Linked DNA regions of Mus musculus: region 2 is linked to region 1. The links are chromatin loops, found by intact Hi-C in ENCODE. Cell type or tissue: left cerebral cortex. All regions are shown on one strand. Links, peaks and the distances in the headings refer to the core of each region. The heading gives the core; the rest is flanking DNA. Region 1 holds the start of LOC102632541 (a long non-coding RNA gene). Region 2 holds the start of Stpg4 (sperm tail PG rich repeat containing 4).

What was found. A loop is a pair of places that touch in the nucleus more often than their neighbours do. Peaks named below come from ENCODE experiments on the same cell type or tissue, not always from the same donor. Only the 100,000 strongest peaks of a DNase experiment are listed, where the experiment ranks them.
Region 2: it touches region 1 in a loop (4-fold over the local background); 7 of 42 quality-filtered maps call a loop at or near these places.

Annotation. Positions count from the first base shown.
Region 1 is chr17:87,373,986-87,381,985 of GRCm38, reverse strand. It overlaps Ttc7 (tetratricopeptide repeat domain 7), which reads right to left. Exons shown (of 20, transcript NM_028639.3): 20 at 216-2,137. The coding sequence ends at 1,916. LOC102632541 (a long non-coding RNA gene) reads left to right here and starts at 5,527. Exons shown (of 3, transcript XR_003952232.1): 1 at 5,527-6,178. In left cerebral cortex, for the core only: CTCF peaks have their summits at 2,589 (motif pointing right) and 3,188; DNase peaks (open chromatin) are centred at 2,941, 3,252, 4,186, 5,442 and 3 more places; H3K4me3 peaks cover 489 bases; H3K27ac peaks cover 4,754 bases.
Region 2 is chr17:87,423,217-87,434,842 of GRCm38, reverse strand. It overlaps Stpg4 (sperm tail PG rich repeat containing 4), which reads left to right and starts at 7,102. Exons shown (of 7, transcript NM_029298.1): 1 at 7,102-7,263; 2 at 9,141-9,200. The coding sequence starts at 7,180. It overlaps Calm2 (calmodulin 2), which reads left to right. Exons shown (of 6, transcript NM_007589.5): 6 at 788-1,442. The coding sequence ends at 816. In left cerebral cortex, for the core only: a CTCF peak has its summit at 6,324; no DNase peak of the experiment used is centred there.

The sequences.
Region 1 (8,000 bases), core at 1-8,000:
ACCCCTCTACCTCCCCCGAGAACTTGCAGGCATTGGCTTGACCTCTAGTCTTACTGCTTACCCGATAGGAATCAACCTTCTCGGAGCTGGGCCTCTTCTCTCTTCCCACTCTCCTTCCCTCAGCCCTGCCTTTTGGGTTTCTCCTCTGACAGGGTCTCTTCTCCAGGGCCCGGGTCACTGCTCTATGCTGAGCATCAAGTAACTGGACACTCTTCAGACAGTCTTGTCCCCCTCCAAGGGTCTTTTATTCAATTTCCAAAGTCACTGTCAGGCACTGGGCCTGCCTCCTAGGGCCTCCAAAGAGAGGACGCTTAGTCAGTCCACACATTTGCTGTCTTTCCCACTGCCAAGATTGACCTCCAAGGCCAGCCAATAGTATCTGCTTTTCTCTTTTTTACTCTAACAGAATTCCATAAAAATATAGATCTCTAGCATATATATACATATACATATATATATATATGCACACACATACACATATACACATAGAGACCCTTCAACCAAGGACTGAATAGCCTCCCTTTGGCCTGTGGCTGTGGCCAGGAGGCACCAGCTCTCTGGAGACACGAGGGGACAAGCAGGGTACATCAGTCCACCACGGAGCCAGACTCCAACGGCTTTCTCCGCAAGGCCACTGTGGTCAGCACGGTGACCCCTGACACATTCTAACACAAGCGCAAGGTGAACCCGAGGGAGCTCTACCCAGAGTAGGGGAGACAGAAGGAACTCTCTGCTAGGCCTTGGGGAATGGCTTCCTGAGGGAAAGTTTCAAAACCAGAGTGCATGGCTGACGAGCCAGGGAGGGACAGCTGCCCAGCGACCTGACAGAGAGCACGCGGGCACAGAAAGGTGAGGCAGGCTGTCAGGTTCCTCAAGCATGGCCGCTGTGGGAATCTAGGCAGGGGAGCACAAAAGGCCAAGCTGGGGCTTTGGGGTCACTCAGCAAAGCCTAAGATGAAAACTGGGCAGTGGGTGATGAGGTGTACTGGGCTGAGGCCTATAAATGGTCACTTGGATGTCATTCACCCAAGTGGGCGGGTCCAAAGACTTGAGGGACTGTGTACTCAAGGTACCAGGAATGGCTACGTCAGAACCCTGTTTTGTATTCCAAGGCGTATCCTGGAGGCCACCGGCTCAGGGCCCACGGAGTCTACTGACTGGGGCGTGTCTCCAGGGAGATGACAGTGAGTGAAAATGGAAGACGGGGGACGGTGTTTAGAGGCCTGGCCGACATGAGTCCAAAAGGCACTTGGTGGTACAGAGAAATCACATGTAGCCTCTAGGCAACCTCCCCATAAAGGAAACACCAGGCATCAACAGGGCCAATTCAGGCTGACAAGAGCCCAGGAGCCCACTGTCCCTCTTTGTATCTGGGACCTCAAGCTGTGGCTGTCCTGGGCAAGGCTTCAAGCTTTGCACTGCCCTGAGATCGGATGGGGAAATGTATCCGGGGCTCTCCGGCACGTCTGCTCACAGCTCTGTGAAGTCGCTGAGATTCAAGCCAGTTTGTCTCCCAAGGCACTCATCTCTGTGGTACACAAACTCAAGATTGGTTCATCCCAAACCAGGAAACCCGGGGTGGTGGGGGAAGCCAAGGAAGGGGCTTGGCTCCCAGACACACCTTTTATCTAAGAGGTGCCCAGCAACCGGCAGTCTCTGGGGGAGGCGAGGCGTTTGCCTTGGATGCAAATCTTGTCCCCCCAGCTTCAGTCAGGAGCTTAGGCCCAGCTGGGCCTGCAGGGTGTGGAGTGTGGGAGGAGAAGTGGCATGGAAGCCAGTGGAAGTGCTCACTTGTCATCTATTCCCTGAGGCCCCACATCTGGACACACGCCCTTCCCTGCCCCCTGCCTGTGTCTGCTGCCCCCGCCCCGCCCCTGGCAGGCAGTATATGGCTGCCAGCTGCAGCTGCAGAGGCTCACAGCTCTCTGGCAATGATGGAGAAGGGCAGCACAGGGCTGCTGGCCTCCAGCTCCAGGGCTGTGAGGAAGCAGTCCACGGCCGCTTCGTTCTGGCCTTGGTCCTGCAGCACCTCCCCCAGGCCCTGCCACGCTTCGTGGAAGGTGCTCTGTCTCTCCACAGCATCCCGCAGCACCTTCTGGGCCAGGCTCTTGTGGCCCAGCTGACTCAGCATCAGACCCTAGAAAGGAAGCAGAGGACGAGGTTAACCAGGCCTGGGCCTCCAGAGCCGGTGGGGAGAGCTTAGCAACCAGGGCGAGCCAGAGAGGCCCTCAGGTCTGGCTGGGCCACAGACAAATGACTGTGCCCTTTACTTATGCAAAACCCATCCGACCCTGCCCAAGCCCTGTTTTAACCTGTAGTAGCTATGTTCCTCTTGTCTTCAAAAGATGGGCCTTTAAGCCTAGACCTGATTTTGAGTGGCCCCGTGTGGGGAATTCTGAGCCCTCCAACTCACTCTTCAACAAATGGAAAAATAAAAATAAAATAATGCATTTTATCAGGGCCTGGGCATCTAAGCCGGGTGGCAGGAATGAGTCAGTGGACGAAAAGCTGTCTAAGACTGGAGCATGCTCAGTAGTGCCCAGGCCACGCTGCCCCTCACCCCAAGGGGGCACCCACAGCAGGAAGGTTATCTAGTTTTGTGACAAAGAGGGGGTGCTTGTCTGCCTGCCTCAGCAGCCCATCTTCCCCCGGGGACTGCTGGGTCCCGAGACCAAGCAGCCAGCAGACTCTACGCTCACAGGTGCCAGGGCGGGCGGGCGCTGGAGGGAGTGGATCAGGGCACAGAGCAGTTGCTGAGAGAATGAGAGAAAAGGGACTCAGCTATCCAAGGCCCCTTCGGTCAAGAGCAGGAAGTATGGCTTTGCAGTTTTAGCTCAAAGGACCACTGCAAAGAACTGAAGAGAGTAAGCTAGAGGAAGTGCCAGGAATTGTCACAAAGCGGGTGGGAAGTGAAACCGGCAGTCTTGAACATCCCCCATCCTCCCAGGGACAAGGACAAGGGACAGGGTGTGGGCACGGGGAAGGCTCCAGGTCCCAGAAAGGCTACTCTGTACCATTCTACTGACCTGCCACTGTGAAGGTATCCCAGGATGCTGAGAAGTGAGCACTTCTCTTGTTCCAAAGAGTGGAGGTATAAATCTTCAACCCTGATCTCCTGGGGAGGCAGGGGACCAGAGTGGGGGCAGGGAGCTGTCTTTGTGCCTGAAGCCCCCTCTCTGCAGCCCGCCCACTGGCGGCCATGCACATTTTTAGCTGGATTATTCTCCTCCTCCTCCCCAAGCTCCCTAGAGTTAGGCCCTTGGTTGCTATGGAGACGCACCAGGAAAGATGTACATGGCTGACTTCATAAATCCTAAGAGAGCTTGGAACATGACCAATTAGGCAGCAGAGAGGGTGCTGAGGAGGACTGGGGAAAGCTCTGTCTCCAGAGGCGCTGGCTGGAGGTCCTGGGGCCACAACCGACTCGTCGAGTGGCACCCTCCTATGACCCTAAGCATAGACACACCCAAGGACCCAGGAGTTCGGTAGCCTCAGCTGAGGCTGGAGAACAGCAGGTGGGGGCAGGGAGTAGCGGCACACAGGGCTGACCAGATGCACACAGCAGTGCTGACTCAGGGTTACCAGAACCAGCGGCAGGCAGCGTCTGTCCGGCCAGTAGTGCCCAGGCCACGCAGTTCTGCCCACATGGCCAGGGCAGGACCTTAAGTAGCTCACTCACAATGGAACAGGGCCTACAGGCTGGAAGGAAGGAAGGTTCTAGCCGATGGCTATCAGACACCAAAATGAAGTACCAAAAACCAAGCGCTCTGAAGCCTCTCAATGCTACCCACAGGGAGTGCTTGAGGATAGAGGTGGCCAGCGGGGCCTGTCAGAGGGGTGGGTGTGGGGTGTGGGGTGTGGGGTGGTGGTGGGGCGGGTCTACTTGCTTCTCTTCTCTGCGCTTTCTTTCTGGAGCTGCCTTCCACAGGAAACTTTATTGGTAAGAAGAGTCCACCCCCCTCACCTCCCAATCTCTAGCTGGGTCTAGTGGTGCAAACCCATCGTCCCAGCCACTTGGGAGGCTGAGGCAGGAGAATAACAAGTTGAAGACCTGACCAGGCAAGAGAGTTCTAGGCTAGCCTGGGGAACTTAGCGGAAACCAAATGGAAATAAACAGAGAGCAGGGAAGGAGCTCTGTGGTACGCTGCGCTGCCACCGCTTGCCTAACTTGCCTAACAAGTAGGGAGGCTGGCAGAGAGAAGGTGTGGGTGTTTGGGAAGGAGCCAGATGTGTCTGCAGGCTGAACGTGCGCCTCAGTAGAGAACAAAGGCCAGGGCTTAGCAGCCAGAAGGCCAGCTCTGCCACTGACATGCACTGTGACCTCAGCAAACTGACATGGGTCTCTGTAAACTGGGGGGAGAGGGAGGGGGAGGGGGAGGGTCAGTTGGGGGTTGGGGGGAGTCCTTCCTCACAGGGCTGCTGAGAACTCTGGAAGGATGAATCTGGAGAAGGTGCAGCCAGACTCGCAGTAGCAAACAACAGCAACTTCTTTAGGAAGGCCACAGCGGGCATGGGGCACGGAGAGGCCAGTACTGTCCACTTCCTTAGACGGAAGGAGATGGCAGGGTCCTCTGTTAGGAAGGACTGTGCAGTGGAACTGGCTCATGTCCCACCCCCACCCCAACATGCTGACCTTAGAACCTGAAAGAAGACACCAGGCCAGGATGGGGTCAGGCTAAGGCCTGGAGGCCCAGGGCCTGTAACAGGATCTGTGGCCACCTGCCCCTGACACCAGCAGCATTTGTGTTTGGTAGCAACCCAGTGCTGTTTGCTGCCTGACAACTGGGTGGGACCCAAGCACAGGAAGATGCAAGGTCTCACCTGCTGTCCCCAGCCTGGCACTGCCCCCAGGGCCCATCAGCACCCTCCTGACACTTCACTGGCTCCAGGTCTCCAGGGAGATGGTGGGAACACAGAACTGGTGTCTCAGTTCAATCCACAGTCTGTCCCCACAGAGTCCCCCCCTCTGTCCCCGCTTGTCCCTCATCTGCTGGGAGGGATCTAGTTCTGTGAAGAGGCCCTTAGTTTCTGACCCTTCACTGTGGAGCCATGACTGGGCTGCCCGCTCACAGGGAGTTGGCAGCCATGTAAAAGTTACCCATGCCCGTGGAACACTGTACTTGCATGACGCACTTGGACTACAAACAGCCATCACAGGGGCTTCTGGGACAGACAGGACGATGGTTAAAGTCTCCAGAAATTCCCATCTCTAGTGCCTCTTTCCTCAGCTCTCAGAAGGGCTCCTGCCCACACCACTCTTTGAGGGCTCTGTTCTCCCAGGAAGCCTTTCCTGAGGTCAGACACCACCTCCACATCATAGTTGGTAACCGTGGGGCTCCTGTGGACCTTCCCGGCTTGTGTTCCAGGGAGAAAGAGGGGGGGGGAGAGAGAGACTGACTTCCCTGCCAGCCTTTCTGCTCTAAGCAAGGCAGCAGCTCTCAACAGAAGCCAGGTGGGAGGGTCCTGGACACACACAACACACCACACACACACACACACACACACACACACACACACACACACACACACACACACACACCACAGCCAAGGATGCCTGGCTTTGCCTTAAGGGCTTCCTGGGTTGGACTTCCTGCTTCAGTGAGCTCAGGAGGCCTGTAGTCTGAGGGGCCTATACTTGGCCGAGGTCTGGAGACTGAGAGTGCGGGGCATTTCCTGTTAGGAGTTCGTTGTCTGTTGAGCCTCAGGGTAGAACTGAGGCCATAGCTGGGTGTGGAAAAGAAGGAAGGGCCTTCTTAGCCCTTTCTTAGGCTTTGCCACTAACACTCTCACCCCATTAATTCAGTGCCTCATGATGTCAGAAGAACGGAGGCGTAGCAGAAAGGTCCCGAGGGGGTGTGGGCTTACGTCTTCTAGGGAGCCCAACCCGGGAAGTGGTCCTTAGTGCTAGGCCAGCTGTGGGCCAAGCTGGGCGCTGCTCCCCACCCCTGCCCTGAAGTATTTATAGAAGCTAGTCTGGGAATTTTCTCTCTGAGCTCCAGGCACATTCCTGGGATTCTGTTAACAGCCTTTCCAGCCGGGAAGCTGGGAATCAGCCGGGAGGCTGCGGGAGTCGGCAGGGCCCTGGAGGCCCCGCTTGAAGCCACCGGGACTGCGTTCAGGAGCCACTGCACTGGAGGGGTCTTCTTCAGGCACTCTTGGGGAGACTACATGCTTCTAGGTCAGTGCTGGCTCCAGGTTTGCTCCCTCAACCTGTCCAACCAGACGGGGACACAGCCGTCGAGTCCCATACCCCTTCTAGAACACAGCTACTAGAGTCACCGGCCAGTTCTACTTTCCCGTCGGAGGCAAAGGGCACCTAGTGTCCAGTTGATATGCTACCCTGGGTTTCTTGAAAGGCCCTTGCTGAGAAGGTAGGTACCCAGGGTCACTAGACCAGCCTAGGAGGGGTCTTCTAGAGTACTGGTGGCTGGTCGCTCTTGTGTGACCAAACCCACGCCTGTGTCTTTCTCTTCCTGGGTCTCTGGGATGCAGCACAACTGTCTTCCCTGATTGGCTGAGGTTATCTGTCTTCAGAGGGGTCTGTAGGGTAAGCGGCCAAAAGCTCTGGAGTACCCACAGGCAGGTCACATCTGGTGACTCTATGGCTTACAGAGGACCAGGAAGTGAAAGCCTTTGCCAGCCCCACTGCTGGTGGAGGCTCACCACTCACCTGCTGGGGACTGGGGTAGATTATGAGGCTGAGTTTTAGAGGAGAGGCATTTAAGGAATGGGTAGCCTGTGGGACACGGGGCTAAGGGCCACACCCTGGGCCACCACTGGACACAGTCTTTTCCTGGATCCTGGGGCTCAACAAGACAACTGTGCCCAGCCAGGCAAGCTGGGTGGAGTCGCGGGGGGATTCTGAACCCTGGCCTGTCCTTGCACTACTACAGAGGCAATGCCCAGGACTTCCTCTCCCCCACATCTGTGTGCCACAAGGAGCATGCCTCCAGGGAGAAGTGGAAAGAAACGCACAACCAAATCACCTCATCTGGGGGTCAAATGGTCAGGACGGTTCCACAGAAGGAATTTGTCTGGCAGACAGAAGCTTCAGACCGTGGCTACCCCACAGTATCTCTCCCCCTTCCTCATCCTCCCCATCTTCATCCTCCTCATCTTTCTTCCCCATCTTCCCCATCTCTCTTCCCCATCCTCCCCATCTCTCCCCCTTCCTCATCCTCCTCATCTTTCTTCCCCATCTTCCCCATCTCTCTTCCCCATCCTCCCCATCTCTCCCCCTTCCTCATCCTCCTCATCTCTCTTCCCCATCCTCCCCATCTCTCTTCCCCATCCTCCCCGCCTCTCTTCCCCATCCTCCTCGTCATCTCTCTTCCCCATCCTCCTTGTCATCTCTCTTCCCCATCCTCCCCATCTCTCTTCCCCATCCTCCCCATCTCTCTTCCCCATCTTCCTCATCATCTCTCTTCCCCATCCTCCCCATCTCTCTTCCCCATCCTCCTTGTCATCTCTCTTCCCCATCCTCCCCATCTCTCCCCCCATCCCCATCCTCCCCATCTCTCCCCCATCCTTATCCTCCCCATCTCTCTTCCCAATCTCTCTTCCCCATCCTCCCCATCTCTCTTCCCCATGTGCCCCATCTCTTCCCCCATCTTCATCATCCTCATCTCTCTTCCCCATCCTCCCCATCTCTCCCCCCATCCCCATCCTCCCCGTCTCTCTTCCCCATCCTCCCCATTCTCGGCAAAAGGCCAGACTTCTGATCTTCCTGCTCTCCCAGTTGCCTGCTCTTCTCAAAGCCATCCACCGCAGCCCAGCTAACGGGCAAGCACCAAGCCACATCAAATCGCTTTGGCCCCTGAGATCCAGGTCATGGCAGCAGAGGCAGAAGGGTCTGGGCTGTGTCAGGGGCCCCGAGGCTTGGCTGCTTTGTGTAACCCTCGCTCTGCACAACACTGGAGAACCTTCAGAGATCTCAGCCTCTCAGGATATTACAGAGGAAGAAGAGTGTCCTGAGAGGCTGAGGAGTAAAGCTCTTTCTC
Region 2 (11,626 bases), core at 1,905-9,904, 51 kb before region 1:
TTGTTAACATTTGGACGGAGCTGTGCAGTTTTTGTAGAAGGTGATGGGATCATTTTAAAAGTTTGAAATTTTACTGTGAATTTCCTAAAATGAAATTAACAGACTGTATGTGACTAGGTTCTGTTTTTTCTTTCTGATTCCAATCTGGAATGGTTTTAATTAAAAAATATCTTGGTTACTTGAAATTGAGATGGCTGCCCAGGAAGTGAGGCTTTTAGAAATGGAAAGGACTTCTTTTTGCCTTTCACTTTTTCACGACGTAACAGTTGTAAGCTGCATAAATGTTAGCCTTATAAAAGTTAAAGCAGTTGTTGCACTGAGGTTACAATTGACTTTTGACCTAACTGATATAAAAATCAAGTGTGGGGGTTGGGGATTTAGCTCAGTGGTAAAGTGCTTGCCTAGCAAGCCCAAGGCCCTAGGTTCGGTCCTCAGCTCCGGAAAAAAGAAAAAAAATAAAAAATAAAAAAATAAAAATCAAGTGTAAAGTAAGCCAAGTAAGGCAAGAATGCTCTCCCTCCCATTCTGTTCCTGGGGATTGAACTCTGGGTCTTACCTCTGCTAGGCAAGTGTTGTACAGTAAGCTCTATCCCTCAGCCCCAACATTAATTGCCTCATGTTTAATGATCTATCTAAGTTTCTAGTGATTATGAAGATAAGCTTTGGCCATTAACTGGCTTCCCTGCTGCTGAGGTGATTGAAGGAAGGGACAGAGGTGCAGTGTGTGGTCACGCTGGCTTGTCCTATGGATGACTCACGTTTCTGTGTTTCTCATTTTTTTTTCCAGAGTTTGTACAAATGATGACAGCGAAGTGAAGACATTGTACAGAATGTGTTAAATTTCTTGTACAAAATTGTTTATTTGCCTTTTCTTTGTTTGTAACTTATCTGTAAAAGGTTCCCCCCCCCTACTGTCAAAAAATATGCATGTATAGTAATTAGGACTTCATTCCTCCATGTTTTCTTCCCTTATCTTACTGTCATTGTCCTTAAACCTTATTTTAGAAAATTGATGAAGTAACATGTTGCATGTGGCTTACTCTGGCTATATCTAAGCCCGTCTGCACATCTAAACTTAGATGGAGTTGGTCCAATGAGGGAACATCTGGGTTATGCCTTTTTTAAAGTAGCTTTTAGGAACTGTCAGCATGTTGTTGTTGAAGTGTGGAGCTGTAACTCTGCGTGGACTGTGGACAGTCAACAATATGTACTTAAAAGTTGCACTATTGCAAAACGGGTGTTTTATCCAGGTACTCGGACACTATTTTTTTGTACTGCTGGTATTGTACCAGGAACATTTTCTTTTATTGTTACTTGCTTTTTAAACTTTGTTTAGCCACTTAAAGAAAACCTGCTCATGGCACAACTTGCCTCAAATCCATTCCAAGTTGTATATTTGTTTTCCAATAAAAAAAATTACAATTTACCCAATTGTTGCTCTGAATCTGAGTGATTTAATAACTATTAGTGTCTGATTTTGGGGATAGCGTGTGAAGTTGCTTTCTCCATGGTGTGAGGTAGACTCTTGTAGGAACTTCCTGCCCTTACAAAAATTAAAAGCCCTTTTTATGGCTGAGCCTTTAAAGGAAGAAGCAGGCACATCTCTTAAGTTTAGGGGCCAGCCTAATGCCTGGTCTACATAGCACATACCAGGCCAGACTGGACTCCACAGTGAGACCCTGTCTCCAAGAAGAAGAAAAAAACCCTTTTATAAATGAACCTTTTGTAAGGAATTGGGATGTAATACATATTTAGCATTTACCTTTTCTTATTTAAAGATTTTAGGTTGATGGGTATGAGTGTTTGGCCTGTACGTATACCACAAGTGTGCCTACTGCCCACAGCAGTCAGGAGAGGGCACCAGGCCCAAGAACTATGTACCAGCTTGTGGATGCTGGGAATGCACGCAACCTGGTCCCTCTCTGTAAGCACAAGGGCTCTCAACTGCTGAAGCCCTCACTCTCCAGCCTGGCTTCCTACCTCTTAGAGCAGCTGCGACTTTGTCCGTAGCTCGCTAGCTGAAGGATGCTATGATTTACCTTTGCTTCTTAGCTTATCAGAGCAATTTCAGCTGTGCTTGCTTATCTGCTTATAGCCTGTTTTACCATAACATAGTTTTAGGGTTAGGTAAGCAGATCACCTAAGCTGTCATTTTTAGCTTTTGCTGTTTCTGCCATTGCTTTCTCTGTCATTTAGGTTCAAGGCATGGTTACCAAGGTTTTTCTTTTCTGCCATTTAAATATCTGATTTCATAGCAAACCACAACCAAGGTTGAAAGGGTGAGTAGAGTTCTTACATGCTTATCATGGCCCACAAGATGCAGAGTTGTCCTAGAAGGTGGGGCAGCTCATTACATAGTAGGTTACTGCCTTATTGCTATAGAGGCTATAGAGGGACTGAGGGAGGGAAGTTAGACACTAACTCTGCTCATCCTATTCCTCAAGTGAAAGCTTTGCTGAAATAGATGGCCATTTGGGAGGCCCTGCCATTGAGTGGTGGTAGTCATTTTTGGGGGGGGGGGGGGTGTTTCGAGACAGGGTTTCTCTGTGTAGCCCTGGCTGTCCTGGAACTCACTCTGTAGACCAGGCTGGCCTCGAACTCAGAAATCCACCTGCCTCTGCCTCCCGAGTGCTGGGATTAAAGGTGTGCATGCGCCACTACTGGCAGGCTGCGGTGTTAGTCTTTAAAAGATCATAAATGTTCACCCTAGGGTGATAAATGGCTTTCACCTTTGTGGACACCACTGTGAATGATCTTCAGGTCTGCTGTCCAAGATCTTAATTAATTTACATACAAGGTGCCATCACTGTTGCCAAGGAGTCTTTCTAGATGTCCAGTGAGATAGTGATTCTTTTTAATAGTCTCTGGCCTTTTGCCTTAAGTATTACCGTGTTTTAAGCCAGGTGCCCCTGTAAAATAACAGTTCTATTAATGTATTTTTTCCAGTTGTTTGGAAGTCCAAATAAATTAATAACTAAGGTACAAATAACCAACCAATAATGAAGTTAAAGGAAGTGTGTGTGTGTGGGGGGGAGGTTGTGTGTGTGTGTGTTGGAATTACAGTGTGTGCCACCATGCCTGGCATTACTTTTTTGCCCTTGTGCTGGGACTCGAGGCCATTGAACTACATCCCTAGCTCACTTGTGCCATGTCTTATGTCATAGAGTACAGAAGACATACAAGGGGTATTCCCCTCGTTTTCCAGGATATTGAAAAATACATAATTCCTATGATCACAGCTGTTGAAACCTTTGGAACTACTCTGTAAGCAATCATTTGAGCCCAGGACTAGGATTTAAAACCATGTCCAAGTCTATCGACAATGTTAGTGTTTGTTTTGCAGGACTATGTAGTAATTAATCCTTGAATGCTATGTGTAGCATGTTTGCTCTGAGATGATTCTGCCAGTTAAAGCACATTTTTTAGAGATGTGGGTGCATATGACATCCATGAGTTCAGTACCTGTGTCGAGGAGGAGGAGGGGTCAGGGCCTCTCAACTGCCATGTGGGTGTTGGAAACCAAACCTAGGTCATGTGTAAGAGCAGCAAGTGCTCTCTGTAGCTGAGCTCAAGCCCCCAAGTTTAGGAAATCACTTCTGTGTCAGGATAATGTATTTAACCATTTATGGTGGTGGTTTTTCCAGTTTGAGATCAGTGAATGGCAGTTTAAAGTTACTTTCGAAGAGGTATTTGGCATAAACTTGGAGTCAAACTCTTCAGCCCTGATTTGAGAGTTATCCTTGGGAAGTAAAATTTCCCAAGAAATTTTAGAAAAACATTTTTGGAGGTCTGATGGGTAACAGGTATTACTAGACACTAAATGTCTTGTAGCTCTAGCTTACATTATTGTTAACCAGAAAAGAAACTCCTGATCCTTTATACAGTGGTAGTGGTGGGTTTTGTTTAGCTTTTTTCTTAACTCCTTGAACTTCCACCTTGAAGTTGTCATCCTCTTCCCCCACCTCTTCCCCCACACTCCCCACCCCCAGCACTAGGATGCCACCCTGTGCCCAGGCGCTGTGATACTAGAGCTAACTTCACAGCTGGGGCATTCTAGACAGCAACTGCCAAATGAGCCTTGTTCCAGCCCCAGCAATGTTTTCCGCAGCTTTGTTTGGTTTGCTCTATGGATGAAAGTCCTTGAAACCAGTGACCTACATGTTTCTAGTCTGAGGTAGACTATTTTTTTTTTCATCTGGTTCCCTTCTTTTCACTTGCACACCTTGTGTAGGTTTCTGGACTTCTCTGTACCTTCTTCATAGTCTCCAGGGTCTCAGTCCCTCGTCTGCTGAGCCAGTTTTACAGGCTCAGCCAAAATAAGAAAGTGCAATGAAGCTCGGGGTGGAATTGACTAACCTGTCATATTTGAGAACTTAGTGTTTATTTTCATCTTAACCATATAACTTCCATCCATTTTATACTTGAAATCCAGGGCCTTTTAAAAATAGTACATTGAGAAGCCAAGTGTGGTAGTGAATGCCTGTAACCTTGGCACTTGGAGGCCTAGGGTGCAGGGGGCTGGAGAGAAGAATGCCAACTTTTTAGAGAAATTAGATGAAATGCTAGCAGAGTTACCAAGGATCTGAGGCAGGCCTGCTGCTCAGCAGGTAAAATATGCTTGCCTCGTGGGCCTGCTGAGCAAGAGCCCAGAACCCACGTGTCAGTGGAAGGAGAGAAAGTCACAAATCTTAAAACCGGACAACTTTTTCTTAGTTCCTGCCCTGGGATTGAAATCAATTGTGTTTTCACAGAATCACAAGATGTTTCAAGAACAGCAATTAAAAATAAAATGTGTGTGTGTGGTGTTTTGCCTCGGTGTTTGTCTCCTGTGTGTGTGTGTGCCTGGTGTTTTGCCTCGGTGTTTGTCTCCTGTGTGTGTGTGTATGCCTGGTGTTTTGCCTCGGTGTTTGTCTCCTGTGTGTGTGTATGCCTGGTGCCCTGGGAGGCCAGAAGAGGTTGCCACATCCCCCAGAACTGCATTTACAAACATTTGTGAGCCACCATGTGGGCGCTGGGAACTGAACCCAGGTCCTCTGGAAGAGCAGCCAGTGTTTTTAACTGCTGAGCAGCCTCTCTAGTTGTGAACATCAATTTTTGAAAGGACCAGTAAGTTAGATTGATACCAAGCTAGAACTGCTCTTACATAAGGTCCTCTTGTGTTCCGATTTAGGTATGTGTGTGCATGTGTATCCCAGCATTTAAGTAGAGGCCCCAGGGCAGCTTTGAGAGTCAGTTTTGTGCTTATACCACGTGGTTTCCAGGGATGTTAAACTCAACATGATCAGGCTAAGAGGCCCAGGAAGTTGTTTTTCCCCTCAGAGCTCCAGCCCTGAGAATATTTTCAGTTTATATGTATGAGTGCTTTGCCTGTGGGTATGTGTGTGCCCCCTGTGTGTGCCTTGCTCGTACCTACAGGAGTCAGAGGCATTGGATCTCCTGGAATTGGAGTCAGGACTGTGAGCCACCGTGTGAGTGTTGGGAACCTAACCTCAGTCCTCCGGAAAAGCAGCCAGTGCTCCTAGCTGTGGAGTCCTTTCTCTGGAATTAGATGGTTTTAGGGAACAAAGCGAGGGAAGAAACAACCATCTAATTAACTAAAGATCTAAATAACTTTAGAAGTCCCACAGTCTTTACATATTCTTAAAATTTCAATCTCTTTAAAATATCCATCTCTTTTAAAATCCAAAGTCTTTTTACAATTAAAAGTCTCTTAACTGTGGGCTCCACTAAAACAGTTTCTTCCTTCAAGAGGGAAAATATCAGGGCACAGTCACAATCAAAAGCAAAAGTCAATCTTCAACCATCCAATGTCTGGGATCCAACTCACGATCTTCTGGGCTCCTCCAAGGACTTGGGTCACTTCTCCAGCCATGCCCTTTGTAGCACACGCATCATCCTCTAGGCTCCAGCTGCCTGTACTCCACTGCTGCTGCTGCTCTTGGTGGTCATCTCAGAGTGTACTCACTCTTGAAAGTTGGTGGTGAGAAACCAAAACCTCATGCTGTTGAGGGCAGAGACGATTTGGAGCTGGCCAGAGCTGGGTTTGAATTCTTGGGCTTCCGGGTGTCATAGTGTCACTGTCGGAGGAAGCTGTCCTCATTCTTCAGATGGAACCAATTAATGCCTGCCTTGTGAGGGTTGCCTGAAGCGTAAATGGAAAATAAGGTTGAAAAACTTTTTAAAAATCTTTCTGGGGCTGGAGAGGTGGCTCAGTGGTTAAGAACAGTGGCTGCTCTTCCAGAGGTCTTGAGTTTAATCCCCGGCAACCACATGGTGGCTCACAACCATCTGTAATGGAACCTGATACCCTTTTCTGGCACACAAGTGTACATGCAGATAGAGTGCTTATACATAAATCTAAAAGAGAGAGAAAGAGAAGGGAGGGAAGGAGAGAGGGAGGGAGGGAGGGAGGGAGGGAGGAAGAGACTAGAGAGACTGGCTCAGTGGTTAAGAACACTCATGGTTCTTTCAGAGGTCCTGAGTTCAATTCCCAGCAACCACATGGTGGCTCACAACCATCTGTAATGAGATTCGATGCCCTCTTCTGGTGTGTTGTGTCTGAAGACAACAACAGTGTACTCACATACATACATACATACATACATACATACATACATAAAATAATTTTTTTAAAAAGCTATTTGTTTAAAAAAATTTTTTTTCTAGGTTGAGAAGCTACAGCCAAAAAGGTCAGAGAGGCCCACTGGGCAAAAGGCCTATGGAAGAGATGGGTAGGTGGCCTGCTGTCATAGCCAAGGGGCTAGCCTAGTGTTCAGGATTGCCCCGATTCCAACCCAAAGTTGTTTTGATAGAATGGGATCTTAAAGCTAAATATGCTACCAGTTTCTCCTTCTAGGATGTGGGGTTGATGGTGATTGGTGAGGGAATGGTCGAGTTTGTGGGGTGCCTGTCTATACACACCGAAGAACTCGGGCAACTTCACAGTCCCCTATATTTTATGACTCACACACATGGCCATCTCAAAGACCGTCTACTGAGTCAGCTTCGCTGATGCCTGCCTCGTGCCTCGCTTCCCTGTCCCCACCACTGGAGGTGACCTTCAGGATTCTTTCTGCACGAGGCTTTCACGCGCGCAGGCTTGGAATCAATCGGCCCGTGGCCACGGTTCCTAGCGGTTCCGCGGCTGCCAGCACTGACCCGTGGCAAGAGGAGGTCGCAATGGCCGAGCCAACCGTTGTCATAGCCCCCACCACAGTACCAAGAGAAGACCTGGGACATGGGGAGCCGCTCCTCATGACTGCGGTAGGGTAGCCTGCCCCTTGTGGCTCCGCAGCCGGGGCTCAGGGAGCCCAGAGCCTTTTCCGCGTCCCTACTTCAGGCCCTCGAGCTGCTTAGCCTTCTTGCCGAGAGACTCTTATCGAGTCTGGAGCTGCCTGATTCTTTGTTTTATTTGATTGTGATTTGATTTTCTTTTTCTCTGCCACTTCCCTTACCTTCTTTCTCCACCCCTACCCTCCCCGCCACAATTTACTAGCGTCAATAGAGGGATTAGATTTTCATCCTTTCGCTTGCCTCTGTTAAAGAATGCAGTTTGCAGTTCTGCCTGCCCTGCCTTCCCTACTTTAGTACATTAAAAAAAAAAATCGGATGAGGAATGTTTAGCCTATCATTTACGTTCTCCTTTAAAGTGAATCTAAAATGATAGGTGGTTGGATTATAAACCGCTCGTCTGGGTCAAAGGGACAGCTCATTTGGTCTTGTCAATCCGTCAAGACAGTCCGTCCCAGCCCTACCTCCCTTCTCTGCTTTGGAGCAGGATGCGGGAAACCTGTTTTGACCTGCCTGAGAAAAATTTCTTTCTGACTGCAAAATGTGCAACTAAGAAATCAACAGGAATCTAATAAAAGAGTGTGCTGGGTGGGAGGAGACTGATTTGGATGTCTAGCATGGCATCAAACCATGGAAACTCTTTTGCTATTGAGAGGAATGTACGTAGTTCACAGTGGCACTACAGAACTCACGGAGTTGATTTCAGTTAGAAGACAGGGTGGGCCGCATCTGCCATTTTTACCAATTATTCTTTTGGGTATTCTTGCTTGAGATTCCCTATTTCATATTATAAACTGAAAGTAGAATTTGATATTTTCATGATTTGTAATAGCACAAAAAGAAAACCCAAACACCCAGGTTCTGTGGACAGTGGGGCTGAAGAAAACTTGAGGTCATCAAAAGTTTATATGAAGTGCTTGCTGTCGAGACAGGAAACCCAGGGAAACTGAGGCATACCCAATCCATCTGTTTCCTTCTCTCTTTCTCTTCTTTCTTTCTTTCTCTCTCTCTCTCTCTCTCTCTCTCTCTCTCTCTGTGTCTCTCTCTGTCTCTCTCTCTCTCTGTCTCTCTCTCTCTTTCTTTCTTTCTTTCTTTTCTCTCTCTCTCTCTTTTTTTTTTTTTTTTTTTTTTTTTTTGGTTTTTCAAGACAAGGTTTCTCTGTGTAGCCCCGGCTGTCCTGGAACTCACGCTGTAGACCAGGCTGGCCTCGAACTCAGAAATCCGCCTGCCTCTGCCTCCCAAGTGCTGGGATTAAAGGCATGCGCCACCATTCTTAACTTGACAGACGAGATGTTAAAAATAGAACTTAACCATTTATCAAGCAGTGACTTAATAAATGTGGCTGTGTGTACGTGTGTCCCACCCCTCTCTCCATGTGACTCCCTGGCTGGCCTGGAGCTCACTGTGTAGACCAGGCTGGCCTAGAACTCACAGAGATCCACCTGCCTGTCTCCCTTATTAAAGGTGTGCACCACCACACCTCCATGCCCAGATAGTGTTTATTTTTATAGTTCTGTGAGAGAGCACAGCGCAGAAGGGTTGGCTGAGCAACTTGCCCAGGGCATTTAGTCACCACACAAAGGAGTCATGGCCTAATACTACCTAATGCTCTTTTAACATCTCTGTGAGATACAGTATTTCTTTTAATGTCACTAAAGAGATTTTAGATACTAAAAACCTCTTAGCATCTTAACAATGTAAGGAAATAGTACGGGCAAAGCGTATGTCGCTTTCGTTTTAATAATGGTAGGTAGCTACTTGGTTTGGTACGGGCAATTTAGGTTCCTCAGGTAGATAATTTCAAGAGATCACCTTCTAAACAAATAAGCAGATTTTTTGTTTGTTCATAGAAACAAGTCAAGAAGACGCCAGGTCTTGAGAGAGAAGGATGGTGGAGGCTCACAATAACGGTCTGTATACCCTCACTCTTTCCAGTTCCACACTTGTCTTCCTCCCCCTGGTGTTAGTCAGTCCTGCCTTCTCAGGCAGCAACACTTAACTGTGAGAAAACCGAGTCTACTCAGCTCTGCACACATTGCATTTCTGTTTGTGCTTTTAGAACTCGCTAAGTTCTAGAGTTTAGGATGAGACATTAGCTTTAAGCGTCGAATGTAAGAGTTTAAAGCGTGAAAGAGACCTAGAGATCTCGGTGCTTGCTTACCGAGTGGCTCGCGAAGGCCAACCTTCAATCTCGGTCCCATTCAACTCCTCCCACCTAGGATCTCAGTCAGGTCCTCTGTGGAAAGGGGATTTGGCTTCTGGTTTTTGTCACAGAGAAGCCAGTTTGTTAACACGATGTCCTAGTCAGGGTTACTGATGCTCTGATGAAACGGATGAATCACTGCGGCCAAAGCAACTGAGGGAGGAAACGGTTTATTTCAGCTTACACTTTGGGTAACAGTCCGTTACTGGGGGAAGTCAGAGCAGGAACTCAAACAGGGCAGGAACCTGGAGGCAGGAGCTGACGCAGAGGCCATGGAGGGATACTGCTTACTGGCTTGCTCCTCATGGCCTGCTCAGCCTGCTTTCTTAAAGAACTCAGGACCAGGGCTGGAGAGATGGCGCAGAGGTTAAGCACACTGACTGCTCTTCCTAAGGTCCTGAGTTCAAATCCCAGCAACCACATGGTGGCTCACAACCATCCGTAATGGGATCTGATGCCCTCTTCTGGGGTGTCTGAAGACAGTACCACGTACTTACATATAATAAATAAATAAATCTTTAAAAAAAAATAACTCAGGACCTCCAGGCCAGGAATGGCACCACCCACAGTGGGCTGGGCCTTCCCCCATAAGAAAATGCCCTCCTGTCAGATCTTACTTTCTCAGTTGAGGTTCCCTCCTTTCAGATAACTCTAGCTTGTGTCAAGTATGAGTAGCCAGCACGGATGGTAAGTGTGTCAGGTACGTAAGAATAAGCTGGTAGCATATGAAAGAATGGCCCATTCACTCTCTCAAAGGACACTTTTGCATTACAGACATTTATCTATCAAAAGGCTTCAAAAATAGAGGCAAATTTCAGCCAAACTAATTTTAATTTTAACAAAAGACATGGTCTGAGTACTCACTGGAAAGCTAGCCAGAGTCCAGCAGGTGCTAAAACTTCAGGTCCCGCCTTAGAGCCACACTGTGTCCATGGTTTGAAGTACCAAGCCCCTTCTTGGCCATGTGCGCACCTTCCTCCTGAGGCTGCCGCTCTATTTCACTTCACTCTTTTTTTTTTTTTAAAGATTTATTTATTCAAGTACACTGTAGCTGTCTTCAGACACACCAGAAGAGGGCACCATATCTCATTACAGATGGTTGTGAGCCACCATGTGGTTGCTGGGATTTGAACTCAGGACCTTTGGAAGAGCAATCAGTGCTCTTAACCACTGAGCCATCTCTCCAGCCCTTCACTTCACTCTTGAGGCTCGTTAGAAACATTGTATCTGCTAGCCAAGCCACTGAACTCTGTAGTGACTCACTGACCTGCAATCTGTGGCCAGAGAACTACAGCGAGACACTCATTACCTTTCAACAAGGTAACTTTTGGACTAGTGAGAATGTTCAGTAGATGAAGGTGCCTGCCACTAAGGCTGAGGTCTATCCCCAGGCCCCATGTGGGGGAAGGGCAAGAATTAACTCTACCCTTTGACCCTTACATGCACACCATACCTGACATGCCAGACCTCACTCCACATACACAAAATAAATATATAAAATATGCCTTTTTTTTTCTTACATCGGTTTTCACTATATAGCCTTGATTGGCCCAGAACTCATTATGTAGATCAGGTTGGCCTTGAACTTGCAGAGCTCTGAGATTCAAGGGCACTTGCAATAAAGTTGTTTATTTTATTTATTCTCTTTACAACTTTATTTTGTGTCTATGAGTACACTGTAACTCTCTTCAGACACATGAGAAGCAGACATGGGATCCCACTAGAGATAGTTGTGAGCCACCATCCACTGAGACATCTCTCCAGCCTGCCTGTAATAAAGGTTACAGGTAACTTTTAGCCCTGGTTCTAGTACAATGTCCTGAAGTTGCTTCAGAGAGGAATTACTCACAGTGCTTTTGAGATTTTTCTTCTATCACAAATGTTTGGGAGCAGGTGGCTGGAAAAATTCTGGCTCAGTGGTGAAGAACAATGACTGCTCTTCCATGGGACCTGGGTTCAATTCTCAGCACCAACATAGCTGCTAACTGTTGCTTAATTCTAGCTCCAAGGGATTCAGCATTCTGCACTGACTTCTGTGTATTCTGCACAAATGTAGTATTACCTAATATATAAAATAAAAATAAAGAATATTAAGAAAAATGTTTGTTAGAGGTGGGAGAGATGGCTCAGCAG